2 separate regions of the Homo sapiens genome follow, and region 2 is linked to region 1. Evidence: read pairs that join two places in POLR2A ChIA-PET (ENCODE). Cell type or tissue: PC-9. All regions are shown on one strand. Links, peaks and the distances in the headings refer to the core of each region. The heading gives the core; the rest is flanking DNA.

Region 1 (8,342 bases), core at 54-8,053:
GGCACTTAACTACTGCATGCCTTTTATACACAGTAACAGTCAGTCTCTCTCACTAAATTTTAATTCTATAAGGGTAAGGGCCATGTCTTTGAACCCATCCCTCCAAAATGCCAAACATGTAGCTTTGTTTAATAAATGATTGTTGAATTAAACTACCTGTTAATAATAGCCTAAAACTAATGCCAACTTACTCAGTATACCTTTAAAAACTTTAATAATATAGAAAAATATTTTTCTGTGAAAGGCCAGATAGTAAATATTTTAGGCTTTGGAGTCTATACAGTTTGTCACAACCACTCAACTCCGCTGTTGTATCTCAAAGGCAGCTGAAAACAACATGTGACTGAACATTATTTATAAAAACAGGTAGCAGACTGGATTTGGCCTATGGGCCACAGTGTGGCAATCCCTAACACAGATGAATTCCAATATTCTCCAGGTAGAGTAATGGACAGAGCATATATTCTTACTGAAGAAGGACAAGCCATAAAAGCCAAAGATAACAGGAAGAAGAAATATAACCCAGTTCTAATTGCAGTTGTTGCCATTACCACTATGCCTAAGCTTAAGCAGCATAAATTAGAAAATACCCTTCACAATGTACACAGTACTCCCCCATTCCCCAAATCAGATCAATTTACCTTATATTTTTCTTTGGCTTTCTCTTTTCCAAGGAGTTTAAGAACTTTATCGGCTAACAGCATGCTTTGTTGATTTTGGAACCCTTCTAATATACACACAGCAGTGACATCTAGAAATGATGAAAAACACAAGGGTAAATATAAAATTATTGCAAAGATGGTCAGCAGCATCAAATGGGTACAATGTAACTACAGAAAGCCAAACTAAATTCATGGCCAAATGGGACTGTTTCATTTCCAATTAACTGATTCTTAATACCTAATTTTATATTCTCTATGACCAAACTGAAAGCTCAGAAAGTCACTCCACTTCTCTGGGGTTTGCTTTCCTTAACTGTGAAATGAAAGGGGCTATGCTGCATGATTTCTGATGTTTCTCACCACTCTAACATTCTCTTCTGGCTAGCAACTCTAAGGCATATAAACATAGTGTGGCTCTCTCATGTCTGGTGTTTGTTTATAGGCCTCAGAGTTATTCCCTGTCTCCAAAGCCATCTTGCCACAGAGCTCTCAAATAAATCTGCCTCAATACCATTTTCATCTGGTTATGTCACAGCTCAAGATGCATGCAGTGGTTTGAAATTAAAAAGTAAGTGGTTCCTTAACCTCTCAGCCTTTCGTTCAAAGCACTCAAACAATGGACGTCTCGTCTCTTCCCGAATTAAATTTCTTGCAATTCCACATCCTTGCTCCACCAATCAAGTCAATCTGCTGATATATTCCCCTGATAACCACGGCTAGCGCCAATGTCAATGTCTTTTTTCCCATCCTGTTTCTTCTACGTGACACTTCGATCAACCTCCTCTCTGCCAGTTATTGTGTTAGTAACTTCAAGGTCTGGTTCAAAACTCAGGATTCCCTTTTCTAAAACAACAGTCTTTTCACACACTACCAAAGTATGTGCCACCACAAAACCTCAAATTTTGCTAAAATGTTCTCTAAAATACCCTCATTTGGTAATCTACACTTTTCTTTTCAGAAAGGGGCCTTTTCCTTTTACTGATGCTTTTAAAGCAGACAAATATATTAAGTGGAAAGAACTTTTAGATTGTAGAAAATTATACTTTGGTTTTGCTTCATGTCACCTAGAAGAATGTACTTTAAAGGCTGGATGTATACTGTTAATTGCAGCTTTGGAAGCAGAGAAATGGCCAATCAGAGACCACAGAATATTTATGGCATTTAATGAGAATGACAAATTCACTTTGATGCTTTGTACCAATTACATCATTTCCAATTAGGTGTAAATTAGGTATAAAACAATAATTTCCAATTGGGTATAAAATAATGTTTGAAAATACCAAGGGCACAAAACAATGTTTTCTTTAATGATTCATCTCAAAGCTATGTTTATACATATTATAAACACAGCTCTCAAAGCTATATTTATACATATTAAATGAAATATGTAGAACCTTAGAAACACTATCACTTGCTAAAACTTCTTTTCTGATTTCCTTATTCAGAGAATTATACTAATGCTCATTAGCTGCTAAGTTTAAAATGTGTAGTACATAAACTCCTAATCTTAATAGTCATTTAATTCCATAGTTGAGAACAGAGACAATACTTAAGTATCAGCAATCTTACTTTAAACTAGAAGACACAATCTTAAGTGCAAAGGAATCCAACTTTTAAAAACAACTGATTCTTGCACTCACAAGGCAGTTTCATATACATTTACCAATGACTACAAAATATTAAGTAATTTTCATATGTAAACACAAAATTACCCTCACCTTCTAAACATTCCTTCTTATTGTCTAGCTTCTCATGGGCTTTTGCACGTCTAAAGAGAGCTTTCACATATTTGGGATTAAGTTCAACAGCTTTTGTACAGTCTTGTGCCACTTCTTTCCATTTTTGCTGTAATTGAAAGTATTTAAAAAAAGTCACACTAAAGAAAGTACTGTTCAATAGAAATCAGTTTAAACTTGATAGGTTGAGTATTAAAAGTCCTAGAATAAAAAAGTATTCCTAATACAAAGAGTTAATATCTGCAATATATTACAAAAGCTCATATAAATATCAAAAAGTTAAAGAAATAGCCTCAAACTGTTGAGGAGAATAGGGTCACCAGAAACTTTCTATACTATCTAATTTTATAAAATGTGAAATATACTTAACTTTGGAGTATATCTGTAGTCAGCAAAACTATAGAATTTGTTCTTTAAAAAGTTTTGCAATTAATGGAAATAAGAACAACATCCCATAATTTTGAAACAACTTCAAAAAATGTATTAGGTTTATTTGAGTAGCTTTAACTGAAACTTTAAGCAAATAAAGAGAAAGAAAAGGAACAGAAGAAACAACCTAGAGTACATACCAACTGTTCAAAGGCAGCAGCTCTGTTTTGATAAAATGTAGAAAGGTCAACATTCTTCTCTGTAGGGCACAAGCTAATAGCCTCAGTATAGCACTGAATAGCTTGTTCATATTTTCCTGCTTTAAAATATTTATTGCCTTTATTCTTGGCTGCTTGGGCTCTATCAAGAGAGTTCTGAAATGAGAGGAAACAATTATCAAACACTAATCAACATTCACAGACTCAGACCACAGTAATTAAACAATAAATTGATAAAAACAGGAAGACAGAATGGCTGTTTACAATGTAAGTTGCTTCATACAAATATCTTCATGGAATAGATTCTAACTAGTAGGATTGTTGAGTCAAAAAGCATATCTTGGCCAGGCATGGCAGCTCATGCCTATAATCTCAACACTTTGGGAGGCTGAGGCGGGTGGATCACTTGAGGCCAGGAGTTTGAGACCAGCCTGGGCAACGTGTCGGAACCCCGTCTCTATTAAAAATACAAAAAATAGCTGGGTATGGTGGCACACGCCTGCAGTCCCGACTACCCGGGTGGCTGAGGCATGAGAATTGCTTGAATCTAGGAGGTGGAGGCTACAGTGAGCCGAGATCATAGCACTGTACTCCAGCCTTGGTGAGAGATTGGGACTCTGTCTCCGCCTGCCCCCCCAAAAAAGCATGAGAGGTGTCTTGCTATGCTGCCCAGGCTACTCTCAAGCTCAAGCAATCCCCCTACCTCCATGTTCTAGGCAGATGGGATTACAGGTGCACACCACCACGTCCAGCTAAAAGACACAGACACAGACACAGACACACACACACACACACACACACACACACACACACGTATATACTTTTTTTTTTTTTCTTGAGACAGGGTCTGTCGCCCAGGCTGGAGTGCAGTGGCACAATCTTGGCTTGCTGCAACCTCCACCTCCTAGGTTCAAGTGATTCTCCTGCCTCAGCCTCCCGAGTAGCTAGGGCTACCAGCGTGCACTACCACATCTGGCTAATTTTTTAATTTTTAGTAGAGATGGGGTTTTGCCATGTTGCCCAGGCTGGAGTCTTATATGTTTTTAATTTCAAAAACACTCAGACTTTTTCAAAAAGGCTGCAGTACTTTAAAGTTTTTAAAGGATTTAAAGTGCGCAAAGGATTTCTAGGAAGCTCTAAGTATCTAAGATCAGAATATTATATAGCTACTTTAAGCTAGCTAGTGTCAACCAGAATGTATATTTTAAAACTGATGTGGGAGGATGAAAGGAACCAAGACAAGCACATATAAATTAATAGATGAACTTAAAATCTTCCATTTGTCAGTAGACTTAATTATGTTCCAAAAGCTTTGAGACATAAATTTAATTTCAAGGATACATATGTTTCAGGACTATGAATATGTGCCAGGACTAACAGAGACTGCTACAGGACTGACAGAGAAACACCCACAAAACACCCACAATAAAGCAAAACTAGGAATCCCTTATGTAGTTGTGGGCTCTGGGGGGCAATCGTCAGGGTGATTGCTAGAAAACTTGCATTTGAGACAACCTCAACAATCCTCCCACTCCACTGGAGGAAGCAGAAATCACATTAGAGTAGGGCTGTGTCATTCAGGAGTGAGGATCTTCTATATGAGAGACAAGTGGCCAGGTACCATGGCACACACCTATCGTTTCAGATACTTGGGATGCTGAGGCAGAACTGCTTGAGCCCAGGAGTTTGAGATTAGCCTGGACAACATATTGAGACATTGAGACCAGACTCTCTTAAAAGAGACAAATGACAGTGACAGGGCATACCATACCTTGCCTCTGTTTTTTAAGAGACCACACAATCGAGAATTGCTAACAAAAGGGAAAAACAACCCATAAAAAAAGAGGCCCCCAACTCAAATATAAAAGTAGTATCTGAGAAAGCAGGATATACCAAGCAAACAAAAAATTTAGTTTCAAAAAAATGAGAGGCTATCTTCCCATCATTAAAAGAGGTTGCTTTTAAAGAGCACTAATTAGAAATCTTAAAAATGAAAAAAGATTATTACAATTAATTCAGCAGATTGGCTGTATATTAAAGAAGCGAGCTGAGGAGCAAATTAACAAGTAGAGAATGGGGGAAACCTGACAGAATGCCATGGAAACAGAGGACAGGGAGGTGGGAAGTTTGGAGAAATTAAATGACATGAAGTATAAATCCAGAAGTTCCATCATTTGCCTATGTGGAGTTCTAAAAGGAAAGGCATAGAAAAAAAAAATCTAAGGAATTGGAGAAATTCTCGGAGTTGAAGAAAAATGACATGCATTTTTAGACACATCATGGTGAAATTTCACAACAAAAATCCTGAAAGTATTTAAAAAGAAAAACAATCCAGTGCCAGACTGTCACCAACATTTGGTACTAAAAACCAATTAAGTAACAATTTCAAAGTTCTAAAGCAAGATTATTTTGTAACTAAAGTCTTATACCTAGCTAAACTAGCATTTGAGGTTGAACACAAGAACAGAAATAGAAATGTACAGCTTCCTTACCACTAAAAATAAACCCCCAAATAGGGAAATGACCAATACAACAAAAAGCAGAAAGGAAGGAAAAATAAGAAACAAAAAAGCAGAGTAAATATGGCAGTAATTGCTAAACATGTAAATAGTAAAAATAAATGTGAGTAGTTTAGAGCCCTGCATTGAAAGACTTTCAAATTGTTTAAAACCAAAACTAACTACCTGCTGCCTATAAGGCATGATGTAAAACCAAATGACATACTAAGGCCAAACAATTTTTTTTTAAAAAAGGAATGTAAAAAGTTGTGGAAGGTGAATACTAAAAAATAAAAATTAAGGTAATATAGACAAAATACCATTCAAAAGCATCACATGATGTCCAGATAGTTTTACTGATAAAAGGTTCAATCTGTAAAAAAGGCACAATAATCATGAATCTTCATTTATCTAATAAAGGTTTAAAATAAACTCAATTGGCTGGGTGCAGTGGCTCACGCCTGTAATCCCAGCACTTTGGGAGGCTGAGGCGGGTGGATTACCTCAGGTCAGGAGTTCGAGACCAGCCTGGCCAACGTGGTGAAACCCTGTCTCTACAAAAATAGAAAAATTAGCCAGGATGGTGGCAGGCACCTGTAGTCCCAGCTACTCAGGAGGCTAAGGCAGAAGAATCACCTGAACTCAGGAGGCGGAGGTTGCAGTGAGCCGAGATCACACCACTGCACTCCAGCCTGGGAGACAGAGTGTGACTCCATCTAAAAAAAAAGAAACAAAGGAAACAAACTCAAGTATCATTGTCTCATGCACCACTGGCTCCAAGACAAAAGGTCATTAAAGTTAAAGACAAACAGAATCATCAGGATAATTACATCTTTTTCTTTTTGCCAAGCAAGTATAATTGAATTTATTTTAGTTGATATGATTCTACTATACAATAACCAACAGTGTAGTCTTTATCCTGAAGGACCATACTGTAGACTAGTGTAGGAAACAAACAACCGTCAATCTCGCAAAAGAACTATTACTGATAGAAACACTAAAATCCCATTATGAAAATGTACAGTTATACACCACATAACAATGTTTTAGTCAATAACAGACTGAATATACAATGGTGGTCCCATAAGATTATCATGGAGCTGAAAAATTCCTATTGCCTAGTGATGTCACAGCCATTGTAATGCACTACTCATGTATCTGTGGTGCTGCCGGTATAAACAAACCTACTATGCTGTTAGATGTATAAAAGTATAGCATATATTGGGGCCGGGTGCAGTGGCTCATGCCTGTAATCCCAGCACTTTGGGAGGCCAAGGCAGTAGATCATTTGAGATCAGGAGTTTGAAACCAGCCTGACCAACACGGTGAAACCCCATGTCCACTAAAAATACAAAACAATTAGCCAGGTGTGGTGGCGAGCGCCTGTAATCCCAGCTACTCAGAAGGCTGAGTCAGGAGAATCACGCGAACCTGGGAGGCAGAGGTTGTAGTGAGCCAAGATTGCGCCACTGCACTCCAGCCTGGGAAACAGAGGGAGACTGCATCCCAAAAGAAACAAAAACAAAAACAAAAAACAGGCTGAGTGCGGCGGCTCACGCTTGTAATTCCAGCACTTTGGGAGGCTGAGGCGGGTGGATCATGAGGTCAGGAGATCAAGACCATCCTGGCTAACACGGTGAAACCCCGTCTCTACTAAAAATACAAAAAAAATTAGCCAGGTGTGGTGGTGGGCGCCTGTAGTCCCAGCTACTCAGGAGGCTGAGGCAGGAGAATGGTGTGAACCTGGGAGGCGGCGCTTGCAGTGAGCCGAGATGGCACCGCTGCACTCCATCCTGGGCAACAGAGTAAGACTCCGTCTCAAAAAAAAAAGTATAGCAAATACAATAATGTATAGTACATATACTTGAGAATGACAATAAACAACTGTGTTACTGGTTTATGTGTTTACTATACATATACTATACTTTTTGTTATGTTAGTATACTCCTACTTTTTTTTAAAGTTAACTATAAAATAGCCTCAAGGCAGGTCTTGAAGGCAAGAGCTACTCTAGAAGAAGGCTTCTTATCATAAGAGATGACAGATCCATGCATGTTAATGCCCTTGAAGATCTTCCAGTGGGACAAGATGTAGAGGAGGACAGGGATACTGATGATTCTGACCTTGTGTAGGCCTAGGCTAATGTATCTGTGTCTTAGTTTTTAACAAAGAAGTTTAAAAGTTTAAAAAAAAAAATTTTTTTAATAAGACAAAGCTTATAGAGTAGGGATATAAAGAAAATATTTTTGTGAAGCTGTACAATGTGCTTGTGTTTTAAGCTAAGTGTTACTTATTTTTTAAGAGACAAAGTCTCCCTATTTGTCCAGGCTGGTATCGAATTCCTGAGATTAAGCAATCCTCCCACCTTAGCCTTCCAAGTAGCTGTACGTTAAGCTAAATGTTACTAAAAAAAGTTAAAAAAATTTAAAAGTTCATAAAGTTAAAAAGTTACATACAGTAAGCTAAGGTTAATTATCGAAGAAAAGTATGTTATAAATTTAGTGTAGCCTAAGGGGTATAGTGTTTAAACAGTATACTACAGTAGCATTCAGTAATGTCCTAGGCCTTTACTTTCACTCACCCACTGACCCAGAGCAGCTTCCAGTCTGACAAGCTCCATGTTAAGTGCTCTAAACAGGTGTACCATTTTTTATCTTTTATACTGTATTTTTACTGGATCTTTTCTATGTTTAGGTACCCAAATATTTACCACTGTGTTACAGTTGCCCACAGTATTCAGCACAATAAAATGCAGTACAGGTTTGTAGCCTAGGATCAATAGGTTATGCCATATAGCATAGGTGCGTAGGAGACTGTACTATCTAGGTTTGTGTCAGTATACTTGATGAAATCCACTAA
Region 2 (8,342 bases), core at 109-8,108, 330 kb after region 1:
CCATCTTGGTGAAGTAATTATACTTTAGAGTTGGCACATAGTAGGTATTTAATAAGTAGTTCCTGAATACCGAAAGCATTGCAGAAGGCATTGCAGAAGGCGAAGAGTTGGTTGTGTGGAGATTTCTGTTAATCACTGTCTTCACGAGAAGTCCATTGTGAGAACTGGCAGATAAAAAGCTAACTGTATTCTTATTTTGCATTAAGATAAGCATGGCATCCCTAGAGTGGAATGCAGTTCACTCTGTTCTGCATTGACCTTAGAGTGTTATATTTAGTTTTAATGACCCATTTCATTGAAGATTTATTAATAAAATATCTGTTGAGAGCATGGTGAGGGGTCTAGAGATATTAATTTAAGGACTAGTTAGATGGAAGGACCTAGCGTATTTATATGAAGAATAGTAGGGCATTAATATATAATATTCATATAATAGGATTCATGAAAACTTTTTTGAAGTACTTGAAGGGTTGATATGTTGGGGGAGTAGGTGAGTGCTTTCACATACCCCGAAAGAATAAAGAATAATTGCAGAGAAGTGTGGTGTTAATGAAATAACAGATTTAAGAGGAGGAAGCAGAAAGCTGCTAGTAGTAAGGCGGGAAGTTGAAACTAGAATGTGGCCAGTAGTAGTTTGTAGGATACCTTGAAAAGTCTCAAGAGATCATTTTCTTGGGGCAGGAGGAGGAAGGAGTTATGCTTGGAAAATGTTCAGCGATTATAGATAACATTCAGGAACATCTTGGCCTTGAGAAGAAGAGATATTAATCCATTATTTTTCCCTTTATTTAATAGCTGTTGAATGACTGTTGTCTGCTAGGCACTGTTGTAGACTCTGGGAATATGGAAAACATAATCGTTTACTTCCTACCATCAAGTGGAAAAGACAATAAAATGTTATAAATTTTTAATGTCTGGTAGTGTTAAGTGCTTTGAAGAAAAATAAAGCAGGATAAGAAGATAATGCCAGGGGAGCCATTTTAAATTAGATGGTTAGGAAAGATCTCTCTCAGTTAACACTTGATAAGGAATCTGAATCATATGAGGGGTATCAGAAAGGGTCAAGACAAAGGGAAAACTTGAAGTATGGGAATAGCAGGGGTGAGTGAAGAAGAGAGGTAGGAAATGAAGTTAAATACTTGGCCAGGGACTGGAGGCCAGATGATTTTATAGGTCTTGCTTTTTGGGATGAGAATGCATTGGAAGGTTTTGAACAGAATGATACTAGGTTTTACTTAACAGTGTTAACTCTGGTGTTCTGAGACTAGATTAAAAGTGGGCAAAGGTAAAAAGCAGGCAGACTGGTTAGGAGTCTTTTCCAGTCATTTAGGCAAGTGATGATGGTGGCTTGAATCAAGTTGATAGCAGTGAAGGTGCTGAAGTGGTTGGACCCCAGAGTTATTTTAAAGGCAGTGGCAACCATATTTTCTTGGCAGTTTGGATGTAAGGTTTGAGAGAGAGAGATCAACCAAGATTTTTTTGTCTTATACAACTCGAAGGAAGATAAAGAAGCCTCTAGGAGAGGCAGGTTTTAGGTGGAAGATCAGGAATTTATTTTTAGATATATTAAGAAAAATCTAAATGGTCATGTCAGATGAACAGTTAAATATGAGAAAAAATAATAGTAGACGTAAAATAAAAGCTTATTTTATTATCCCTACAGTAAAATAATGTTGCCTCCAGACCATTTTAACATAAATATGGTAACATGGGGATAATGAATCTTTTGGAGGCTAGAGTTTCTTAGCATCTAATAGTAGCTTTGCTCTCAACTTTTACGGTATGTTTTGTTGTTTAATTATCAAAACCACTTTTATCAGTCTTTCTCTAGAGTTGTATATATAGAACATCCTGGAGTCCACCATGAACGGACAGTTGGATCTAAGTGGGAAGCTAATCATCAAAGCTCAACTTGGGGAGGATATTCGGCGAATTCCTATTCATAATGAAGATATTACTTATGATGAATTAGTGCTAATGATGCAACGAGTTTTCAGAGGAAAACTTCTGAGTAATGATGAAGTAACAATAAAGTATAAAGATGAAGGTAAGAGTGTTTTTAAAGCTATTTTTTAAAGTCTTTTTAAAAAAAAAAAAAAAAAGACAGAGCCTCTGTTGCCCAGGCTGGAGTACAGTGGTGTGATCATAGCTCAGTGTCACCTCAAACTCCTGGGCTCAAGCAATCCTGCCTCGGCCTCCCAAAGTGCTGGGATTACAGGCATGAACTGCCATGCCTGACCTTAAAGTCTTAAGTATTGTATGTGTTATTTTGCCCATTTTTATTGGACTCTTTCCCATCCTCTCTTCACGGTAGTTGAGACCTCACTTTCTTGTATTGAATGTGATGTTCCTATAGTTACTATAATTCTCTCATCAGTTAAAATTAGCTAAGTGGGGCCGGGCGCAGCAGCTCATGCCTGTAATCCCAGCACTTTGGGAGACCGAGGTAGGCGGATCATTTGAGGTCAGGAGTTCAAGATCAGCCTGGCCAACATGGCGAAACCCTGTCTCTACTAAAAATACCAAAAATTAGCTGGGCGTGGTGGTGTGCGCCTGTAATCCCAACTACTCGGGAGGATGAGGCAGAGAATTACTTGAACCCGGGAGGTGGAGCTTACATTGAGCCAAGATCGTGCCACTGCACTCCAGCCTGGGTGACACAGCAAGACTCCGTCTCAAAAAAAAAAAAATAGCTAATTGGTTTATTAGAAGGGAATTTTAAGTGTTAGAACATTTTCACATACATTTTTTTTACAAGCATTATTTTCTCCTTTTGTCCATATAATTCTGGTTTCTTTTAGCTTAAAAAAATTTTTTTTCTATTCTTATTTCCCGAAATGAAAGGTTTTAGTATGTATTGAATGAAAAAGGATTTTATGGTCAACTAAGTAAGGGAAAGCTGGTTTAAACAAAGACAAAAGTGTTTCTTTATTGTAGGAGTTTTCAGATTATGTAATATGCTTATATACATTTTCAGAAGTTAGTAGTATGCAGTGTTCCCAGACTCATTTGTTGACAAAATTATCTTTATGGAAATAGGTTTTGAATGAAAAATGTTTCGGCAAACACACTGAGTAGAATTATAGTAGTAGACTGTATTTCCTATTCTTCAACCTGCCTTCTTTGTTAATATCTCTGCTGAAATTTTCTCTTTAGGTGGTTACCAGTGTTTTTTACTGTGGAACTTACTTGCAGTGTATTTAATCTTGACCTCACTGTTTAGCACTGCTACCCACACCATCCTTGTTTTTAAATACTTTTACCTCTTAACATCTCTGACACTGCTTAACCTAGTTTTCTTATCACTAACAGTTTTTTCTCTGTCTGTGTTAGGGTTGGGCTTAAAGTAATGCCAGCAGATATAATAGAAATCTTAAAATCTGAGTGGTTTAATAGTTGAGAAATCTTTCAGGGATCCAGGTTGAAAGAAGCTGTTACCTTCAACACATGGCTTATAAGCTCACCATAGGCATTGACATTGGCAAGCAGATGAGTGAAGACAGAGTATGAAGAATCATATGGGAGATTTTACTCACTAGGCCTGATGGTGTTGTATGTCATTTCTGCCCTTATGACATTGGTCAGTACCCAGTTACATGGCTTTGCTAAGATGCAAATGGGTTGGGAAGTATAGTCCCTGGCTGAGCAGCCACTTAGCACAACTTATACTGTGGAGGAGAAGTGTAAATCACTGGTGATCAGTTAAATTGACCATCTAGCTAAAGGTATAATTCTCCTTTGTTTTTGTGATGTGTAGTCTAAGAATACCCAAAACAAATTTTTGAGAGTTGCCCATGTTAAGAAACAATAAAGGATAGTACTTTTTTCCTGTTTTCTTATGCTTATCATACATTGATTTGCACCTCTGTGACTTTGAAATGTGTGTCTTAATTTGATCAGTGAATTTTTTTTTTTTTTGAGACAGGGTCTCACTCTCATCCAGGCTACAGTGCAGTGGCATGATTATAGCTCATCATAACCTTTAACTCCTGTCCCCAGGCAATACTGCCAACCCGGCCTCCCAAAGGCATAAGCCACCATGCCCAGCCTACAATTCAGATTTTTAACTTTTTTTTTTTTTTAGCAAAGTCCCAAGAGTACTTTTTTTTTTAAATTTTGTTTTAATTGACAAATAATAATTGTACATATTTATGGGGTACATAGTAATGTTTCATTACATATAATGGGATTAGATCAGGGTAATTCGCATATCCATCACCTCAAATATTTATTTCTTTGGGTTAGAAACATTCAATATTCTCCTTCTAGCTATTTGAAATTATATAATATGTTATTGTTAACTGTAGTCATCCTATAGTGCTATAGAACACTGGAACTACTTCTATCTAGTTGTACTTTTGTGTCTTTTAATAAATCTCTCCCTATCCCTCTTTTCCCCTACCCTTTGCAGCCTCTACTGTCATCTGTTCTGCTTTTTACTTGTATAAGATCAACTTTTTTTAGCTTCCACATATGAGAGAGAGCATGTGGTATCTTTTTAACTTAATGTCTTCCAGTTCCATCCATGTTGCTGTGAATGACAGGACTTCATTCTTTTTTATGGCTGAATTGTATTCCATTGTGTATATATACCATATTTTCTTTATCAGTTAATCTGTTGTTAGACACTTAGGTTGATTCCATATCTTGACTATTGTGAATAGTGCTGCAGTAAAATGTGAGTGCAGATTTCTCTTCAATATACTGGTTTCCTTTCCTTTAGTTAAATATTCAGTAGTGGCATCGCTGAATTGTGTGTTAGTTCGATTTATAGTTTTTTGAGGAACCTTCATACTGTTCTCCCTAGTGGCTGTACTGTTGACATTCCTACCAATAATGTGTAAGAGTTCCCTTTTCTCTTCATTCTTGCCAGCATTTGTTATTTATCTTTTTGATAATAACCATCCTAACTGGGGTGAACCTTGTTGTGGTCTTCATTTTCCTGATATGTGTGCATTTCCCTGATGATTTGTGATTTTGAGCATTTTTTCATATATTTATTGACCATTTCTATGTCTTTTTTTGAGAAATGTCTGTTCAGATCATTTGCCGATTTTAAAATCGGATTGATTGTTTTTTAGCTGTTGAGATGTTTGAGTTCCTTCTATATTCTGAATATTCATCCTCTGCCAGATGAGTAGTTGTATTTCCTCCCATTCTGTAAGTTCTCTTTTCACTCTTGATTGTTTCCTTTGCTGTGCAGAAAAGTTTTCCAGTTTGAGATAATCATATTTATTTTTGCTTTTATTGACTGCACTTTTGAGGTCTTATTCATGAAATCTTTTCCCGACCTATTAAAGAGGTTATCCTTTTCCTAATGAGTGGTCTTGTCAAAAGTCAGTTGGCTATAGATAACATGGATTATGTTCTTTTGTTCTATGTGTTCTATTGATCTATGTGTTTGTTCTCTTGGTCAATGGGTCTGTTTTTATGTCAGTTCTGTTGGTCTGTGGGTCCGTTTTTGTGCCAGTCCATGCTTATTACAGCTTTGTAGTATATTTTGAGGTCAGTAAGTGTGACACCTTCAGCTTTGTTCTTTGCTCAGTATTGCTTTGACTGTCTGGGGTTGTATGTAGTTCTGTACAAATTTTATGGTTTGTTTTTAAATTTTTATGAATAATTTTATTGGTAGTTTGATAGGGATTGAATTGAATCTGTAAATTGCTTTGAGTAATTTTGTCATTTTAACAATATTTGTTCTTATATAAGCATGGGATGTCATTACATATGTATGCTCTTTGGTTTCTTTCATCAGTGTTTTTTTTTTTTTTTGTAGAGGTTTTTCATCTTCTTGGTTAAACTGCTTCCTAGATATTTAAAAAAATTTTTGTAGCTGTGGTTAATGGGATTGCATTTTTTATTTTTTATTGTATGTGTATAGAAACACTACTTATTTTTGTGTACTTATTTTGTTTCTGGCAGCTTTATTGAATTCATTTATTGGTTCTAAGGGTTTTGGTAGAGTTTTTAGGTTTTTGTTTATATAAGATTATGTCATCTGCAAACAGGGACAGTTTGCTTCCTTCCCAATTTGGATACCTTTTATTTTTTTCTCTTGCATAATTGCTCTGGCTAGTACTTGCTTAACTGTCTTTTTTTTATTTTTTATTTTTTTGTCTTGAGACAGGGTCTTGCTCTGTCTCCCAAGCTGGAGCGCAGTGGTGTGATCATGGCTCATTGAAGCCTTGAACTCCTGGGCTCAAGCAGTCCTTGCAACTCAGCCTCCCGTGTAGCTGGGACTGCAGGCATGTGCCACTGCACTCAGCTTCTTATTCTTAATGTTTATCAAAATGGGGGTCTCACTGTGTTGCCCAGGCTGGTCCTGAACTCCTGGGCTCAAGCGATCCTCCTGCCTTGGCCTGCCAAAGTACTGAGATTACAGGCATGAGCCAGTGTGCCTGGCCTTTAACTGCCTTTTTTCCCACTTGAAGATGCTTTGCCTTTATCTCAAACTGACCTCATTGACTGGCTTTCTCTTAACTACTGTTTAGGGCAAAGGTCAGCAAACATTTTCTTTAATAGATCAGAGAGAATAAATATTGTAGCTTTGTGGGTCACATAAGGCCTCTGTCTCATCTTTTTTTTACAATGTAAAAACCATTTTTCATTCACAGACCTATAACAACACAGGGATTTTGTCCGTTGGTCACAGTTCATGGACCCTTAGCTTGAGGTGTCCTCGTTGTAGTTTGTCTTCCACATTTAGTTACAACTTTGTATTTCATGGTTTTTTTTTTTTTTTTTTTTTTTTTTGAGACAAAGTCTTGCTTTGTCGTTTAGGCTGGAGTACAGTGGGGTGATCTTGGCTCACTGCAGCCTCCACATCCCAGGTTCAAGTGATTCTCCTGCCTCGGCCTCCCAAGTAGCTGGAATTATAGGCACACACCACCACACTCGGCTGATTTTTGTATTTTTAGTAGAGACGGAGTTTCTCCATGTTGGCCAGGCTGGTCTCGAACTCCTGACCTCAGGTGATCCGCCCACCTCAGCCTCCCAAACTGCTGGGATTACAGGTGTGAGCCACCGCACTTGGCCAAAAAGTTTTTGATTGTTTTGATTTGTGTCCGTTAGATTCTGTTAGTAGAGTGGAGGGATGGCTTAGGTAAAGTTCCTGCCATCAGAGATACTCTGTTTCTGTTGTAGGATTCAGAAAAGAAAAAAAGAACAGGAAGTTTTCTTCTTTTACATACATACTTTATTTTCTTTAAAAAATGTGTTTATGAAAATTGAACATTAAACAAGTATGTTATGGGAAGTGGGTCTGGCTATAAGGAGCTAAAAACAGTTATAAAATTCTCAGTTTTGTCATCTTTGCCCAAAATAAATCCAACTAATTAGTGTTAAAGTAGGTGCAGCAGAGCATCCCAGAAGTAGTCTTGTGGCCTCCCCAGGACAGAACTCCTCCCCACCCAACTGTTTGTGAAGACACCCTGCAGAGGTCCCTGATGAACTCCTTGTCTCTGGCTGCTTTTCTGTTCTTGCTTTCTTTAGAGAATGTATTTTTCCCTTAGCCCTTTGAAAGCTTTTGAGACACACAGTTGGTATGCCAATTATAGCATTCTTTATCCCTGAGATCTGGGGGATTTCACGGTCATAAATACACACTGTTTTGAATATATAAATATTTTTCTGGGGAGAGTTGATTGTTTTCATCTTAATATCAAAATGGTCAGTGACCTGAAAGAATTTACTGTCTATCCATTCATTAAAGCAGTTTTGCAACAGTAGTGTTTTACTCTACCTATGATTAAGATTTGAACTTTGGGAAACTTTTTTATTTCTTGGTAAAAGATGTAAATTTTTTGGAATGAAAAGATTTCAGTCTAAACCAACAATTTATGATATTGCTCTCTATGAATCTCTTACTAGTGACTAATAAATATTAAGGCACTTAATGGATTCACTTTAGCTGTATTTTTTCATGTGGATATGTGTAAATACCTTGCCATAAGAGTAATAAGCAAAATTGATTTAGTATATTTTTGAACAAATGCATTTTTGCTAGACCTTTAAAGTTTAAGGTTTCTATGGGAGAGTCCAACTATGTTCTACAATCTACATTTTGGATTTTTAATTTTTACTAGTTTACTGCTTATACAAATCTGAAAATTTAAAAAATTAAAAAACAACCTTTTTTTTTTTTAAATTCCAGATGGAGATCTTATAACAATTTTTGATAGTTCTGACCTTTCCTTTGCAATTCAGTGCAGTAGGATACTGAAACTGACATTATTTGGTGAGTAGTAAACTTTCTAATGAATTTACTATTTTATTCATTGTATTTTAAAGATGTTTGGCTTTTTTCCTTTTAAAGACTCAGGTAAGCAATAACTTATTCAAAT

Evidence for each region. ChIA-PET counts read pairs that join two places held together with the same protein. Peaks named below come from ENCODE experiments on the same cell type or tissue, not always from the same donor. Only the 100,000 strongest peaks of a DNase experiment are listed, where the experiment ranks them.
Region 2: POLR2A ChIA-PET joins it to region 1 with 9 read pairs; 4 of 35 experiments call an interaction of 5 or more read pairs at or near these places.

What each region holds. Positions count from the first base shown.
Region 1 is chr3:100,383,838-100,392,179 of GRCh38, forward strand. It overlaps TOMM70 (translocase of outer mitochondrial membrane 70), which reads right to left. Exons shown (of 12, transcript NM_014820.5): 2 at 2,968-3,141; 3 at 2,381-2,507; 4 at 642-751. Among named protein-coding and RNA genes, the nearest start is that of TOMM70, 13 kb to the right of the region's middle. In PC-9, for the core only: no CTCF peak of the experiment used is centred there; no DNase peak of the experiment used is centred there; H3K27ac peaks cover 531 bases.
Region 2 is chr3:100,711,823-100,720,164 of GRCh38, forward strand. TFG (trafficking from ER to golgi regulator) reads left to right here. Exons shown (of 8, transcript NM_006070.6): 2 at 1,821-2,047; 3 at 8,153-8,236. The coding sequence starts at 1,864. Among named protein-coding and RNA genes, the nearest start is that of TFG, 6.5 kb to the left of the region's middle. In PC-9, for the core only: no CTCF peak of the experiment used is centred there; no DNase peak of the experiment used is centred there; H3K4me3 peaks cover 273 bases; H3K27ac peaks cover 386 bases.